Linked DNA regions of Homo sapiens: region 2 is linked to region 1. Evidence: chromatin loops called from intact Hi-C (ENCODE). Cell type or tissue: endothelial cell of umbilical vein. All regions are shown on one strand.

The links. A loop is a pair of places that touch in the nucleus more often than their neighbours do. Peaks named below come from ENCODE experiments on the same cell type or tissue, not always from the same donor. Only the 100,000 strongest peaks of a DNase experiment are listed, where the experiment ranks them.
Region 2: a loop joins it to region 1, with 12 times the contacts of the local background. A loop is called at or near these places in 4 of 110 quality-filtered maps.

Annotation. Positions count from the first base shown.
Region 1 is chr19:13,588,308-13,590,807 of GRCh38, reverse strand. No RefSeq gene overlaps it. Among named protein-coding and RNA genes, the nearest start is that of CACNA1A, 83 kb to the right of the region's middle. RefSeq lists silencers at 1,235-1,464, 1,374-1,483. In endothelial cell of umbilical vein, a CTCF peak has its summit at 1,390 (motif pointing right); a DNase peak (open chromatin) is centred at 1,387.
Region 2 is chr19:13,427,222-13,429,721 of GRCh38, reverse strand. The region is part of intron 3 of CACNA1A (calcium voltage-gated channel subunit alpha1 A); the gene reads left to right. Among named protein-coding and RNA genes, the nearest start is that of CACNA1A, 78 kb to the left of the region's middle. In endothelial cell of umbilical vein, a CTCF peak has its summit at 1,143 (motif pointing right); no DNase peak of the experiment used is centred here; H3K27ac peaks cover 854 bases.

The sequences.
Region 1 (2,500 bases):
GGGCAACATAGTGAGGCATCTCCACAAAAAACAAAAAAATATTAGCCAGGCATGGTGGTGTGCGCCTGTGGTCCCAGCTACTTGGGAGGCTGAGGTGGGAGGATCCTTTGATCCTGGGAGGTCAAGGCTGCAGTGAGCCATGATCGTGCCACCGCACTCCAGCCTGGGCAACAGAGTGAGACCCTGTCTCATAAATAAATAAATAAATAAATAAGATAAAAATAAAATAAAATGCAGCCCTACTCGTGCTTATTCCCTGCCCCGCTTAATTTTCCCCACTAGCACTCATAACCAGATCCTATGTGTTACATATGGGGCTTCCTCCCTCGTTGACTGTACTGGGACCTGTAGTCCTAGCTACTCAGGAGGCCAAGGCAGGAGGATCCTGTGAGCCCAGGAGTTTGAGACCATCCTGGACAGCATGGCAAGATTCCATCTTTACAAAAATTAGCTGGGCATGGTGATGCGTACCTGTAGTCCCAGCTACTCAGGAGGCTGAGGTGGGAGGACTGCTTGAGCCTGGGAGTTGAAGGTTGCAATGAGCTATGATTGCACCACTGCACTCCAGCCTGGGCAACAGAGAGAGATCCTATCTCTAAATAAATAAATAGAATTGAAAAAAAATAAAATGCAACCCCTACTTATGTTGGTTCCCTGCCCCGCTTAATTTTCCCCACTAGCACTCACGACCAGCTCATATGTGTTACGCATCGGCTTTCTCCCTTGTTGCTGCCATATTTGCTCTGTGAGCTCCACGTGGGCCGGTCTGGTGTCACCCAGGCTGGTGTGCAGGGGCGAGATCTCGGCTCACTGCAACCTCAGCCTCCCGGGTTCAAGCGATTCTCCTGCCTCAGCCTCCGGAGTAGCTGGGACTACAGGTGCGCGCCACCACGCCCAGCTAATTTTTGTATTTTTTAGTAGAGACGGGGTTTCATTTACCATGTTGGCCAGGTTGGTCTCGAACTCCTGACCTCAGGTTATCCACCTACCTTGGCCTCCCAAAATGCTGGGATTACAGGCGTGAGCTACCACGCCCGACCCGTTCATTAATTTTTGTTGTCGTATAATAAAAAGAAGGATAATTCTTGATAGGTGAAAGTTGTATGCCGTTCAAAATTTGGTGTCCATAAAGTTTTATTGGAACACAGCCTTTTCTATTTGTGCTGATGTTGTCTGTGGCTCCTTTTGTGTTACAACGGCAGAGCTGTCTCTGGGACAGAGACTGTCTAGCCCTCAGAGCCGGAAGCATTTCATCTGAGGTCCTTTATCGAAGAGGTTTTTGGACCCCTGAGCTGGAACAGCGCCTGACACACACTGTGCTCAAAAAGCAGCCTGCGCGGGTCTCCCCTGCGTTCACCCACTGTCGCCCGCCGCTGCTAAGACTGGCCACCAGGTGGCGCCATGGCTCCCCAGCCTGGCAGGCGCCGGGCAGCAGAGCGCTCAGCTCGCTCTCCGGAGTACCCACCTCCCTGCCGCTTCCTTTCTGCCTGTTCCGAGAAATGGAAGTCAGCCCCAAATCAATAATTGAATTCCCATCATGTGATAACTAATCATTACATATATGGCTATTGCTTTTTCATGCACAAAGGGCTTGGTAAAGACCAACTGGGGCGGCAGGGGCGGACTCGGGGCTTTGCAGGGCTCCCTGAGGTCTGATGGGTTACAAGCAGGTCCTGAGGTCAAGTGTGGGGCTTACCTGGCTTCAATCTGGGGTGTGGTTGAGTGCCCCGGCCAGGGTTCAAATCCCAACTCTGCCACTTGCTGACTGATTCTGGGGAGGAGGGTTCCTTTCCCTTTCGGTGCCTCAGTTTCCCTCTCTGTCAAATGGGGAAAACAATAGCACCCATCTCTGGGGCTCTTACAAAGATTAAGTTCACTGCATTATTACATAGAAAGCATTTAGAACAGTGCAGCCACATAGTAAGTACTTGGTAATAGTTTTCTGTTTCTGTAGCGGGTATGCCATTAAGCATTTTGAGGCCTCAGTTTACACAGTTAAAAAAAAAAAAAAGAGGCTGGGCACGGTGGCTCACGCCTGTAATCCCAGCACTTTGGGAGGCTGAGGTGGGAGGATCGATTGAGCCCCGGAATTCAAGGTCAGCCTGTGCAACATAGGGAGACCTCGTCTCTACGAAAAATGCTCACGTAATTAAAAAAAAAAAAAAAATTAGCCAGGTGTAGTGGTGCCCAACTGTAGTCCCAGCTACTCGGGAGGGTGAGATGGGAGGATTGCTTGAGCCCAGGAGTTCAAGGCTGCAGTGAGTGATGATCACACCACTGCACTCCAGCCTGGGTGACAGAGTGAGACCCTGTCTTGGAAAAAAAAAAAAAAAAAGAAAGAAAAGCAGGTTGTTTTGTTTAGACATCACAATTAAACTGCAACCTAACCTTTAAAAAAGAACCTACTTAGAAATCAGAGCTCTCTTTCTCTTCTTCTTCTTTTTATTTACTTATTTTTTTGAGCAGGAGTCTTGCTCTGTTGTCCAGGCTGGAGTGCAGT
Region 2 (2,500 bases), 160 kb after region 1:
CACTTGGCTTCCACCTTTTGGCTATTGTAAATAATGCTGCTGTAAACCTGTGTGTACAAATAGCTGAGTCCCTGCTTTCAATTCTTTTGGATATAGACCCAGAAGTGGAATTTTTTTTAAATCAAGATTTGACCCACTGGGGCCCTTAGAGGTCTCATTGGCTCTGAAGCTTTTTTTTTTTTTTTTTTTTGGACGCTTTGAAACTAAAAATAGGAGTGAGGGGCACAGTGAGGGGGGCACACATCTCTCGTGTCAGCGTTTTTTAAAAACACCCCGGGAGGAAGATGTGTGAAATCCCTCCCTTCCCCCCGCTCCCACCCCCTCCAAGATCTCAAAATACCTCTTGTTTTAGGAAGCGGCTGTGACATCAGGCAGGCAGCGTGTGGCATCTGAGACACAATATCGCAAGTGGCTGGGAGCCCAGAGAAACCAGGACAGGCGTGCTGGGGATGTGGACTAGAGATGGAGCTAATTTTAGTGGCTGAAGAGGCTGCAAGAAGAGAGAGAAAGAGGGGTGTGTGTGTGTGTGTGTGTGTGTGTGTGTGTGTGTGTGTACGCACAGTGATAGAGGCTGGAGGGGGAGAAATGACAGATAAATCAGCTTGGGCAAAGAAAGCTAATGGGCAGAGGAGCGAGACCCAGCTCAGAAGGTGGTCAGCAAATCTAAAGATGTGTGCCCGAGGGTCAAGGTGGTGGGGGGATTCATAGGCAAGTGGTAGAGAGGCTATTCCATTTGCAGAGGCTCTCTCTGTTTGAGGCGTGATTCACCTGTGCCGTCCTCAAGGCCATTCTGAGAACACCACTGTTGTTTTCCTCCTTTTATGAGTAGGGAAACTGAGGCATTGAACTGCTTCTATTCTTCAGTAAGAAGCAGGGGGAACATATGGTAGAAGCAAAGAAATACAAACATGAGGGCTCTCGGGGTCTACGTGATTGGCTGTGACATCCATGAGAGCGGATCGCAGGTTGAAGGAAACACTGGTGGCAGAAAGTAGCTGAACATTTGGATTTGGGAATCCCAGTGGACGTGGCGAAAATTCTGGCTTTTCCCTTCACAGGCTGCGGGGCCACTCTGACCTGCGGTTTCCTTATCTGTGAAATGGAACGATGCCACCTGTCTCAGCGTTGTTTTGAGGATGCGAGGAGATGATCCGTGTAATATGCCCACTAGGGGGCCTGCTCCAGGGTAGATTCTCAGCAAATGGTAGTCATGGTTTTTGTTACATTTGGGGATATTGGCAGGTAAAAAGGAAATACTTCATTCATTCCAAAATTGCTCACTGAGGTTCTACTATGTGCTAGGCCCTGATGACACATCGGTCAACAAGACAGGCCTGCTTTCTGCCCTTGTAAAACTTCAGTTCAACTGCATTGCACTCATCAGCCTAATAATCCAGGTAAATTGTGATGAGAATAACAACTAGCATTTACTATGAGCCCTTTACAAATATTAACCCATTTAATCTTCTAAAGAGCCTATAAGATAAGAGCTCTTGCCCTGCGCAGTGGCTCACGCCTATAATCCCAGCACGTCGTGAGGCCAAGGCAGGTGGATCACCTGAGGTCAGGAGTTCAAGAATAGCCTGACCAACAGGGTGAAACCCTGTCTCTGCTAATAATACAAAAATTAGCCAGGCATGGTGGCAGGTGCCTGTAATCCCAGCTACTTGGCTGAGGTAGGAGAATCGCTTGAACCCAGGAGGCGGAGGTTGCAGTGAGTCGAGATCACTCCACTGCACTCCAAGAGTGAAACTCTGTCACACACACAAAAAAAAACAACCTGTTATTATCCACATTTTACCTATGAGGAAACCGATGCCCAGAGAGGTTAAGTAACTGTCCAAAGGTCACACAGCTACGGAGTGGTAGAGCTGGGATTCAGACCCAGGAGTGTGATCCCAGAGTGTGTGTGTATGTTTGTTTGTTTGTTTGTTTGTTTGTTTGTTTTTACCACTGTGTTTTCCTGCTTCTGCAATAGAAGTAATCACCAGTAACACTGAGCAGTTGTTATGTGCCATGCCCTTAACACACATCTCCTTGGATCTTTGGAAAGAATCCTAAAAGGGTTGTTTTTCATGATCCACATTTTATGGAGAGAGAGAGATCAAAGCATAGAGAGAGGAAGTAACTTGCCCAAGATCCTGCAGCTGAAGACTCTAGGGTTGCAAATTTGGGACGGCCCTGGACCCTGCATTCCAGCTTCTAGCAGCTCATAGGGGGAACTCTTTATTTATTTATTTATTTATTTATTTATTTATTTATTTATTTTGAGATGGAGTTTCGCTCTTCTTGCCCAGCCTGGAATGCAATGGCATGATCTCGGCTCACTGCAACCTCCGCCTCCTGGGTTCAAGTGATTCTCCTGCCTCAGCCTCCTGAGTAGCTGAGATTACAGGCATATGCCACCACGCCTGGCTAATTTAATTTTTTTTAGTAGAGACGGGGTTTCTCCATGTTGGTCAGGCTGGTCTCGAACTCCTGACCTCAGGTGATCCGCCCA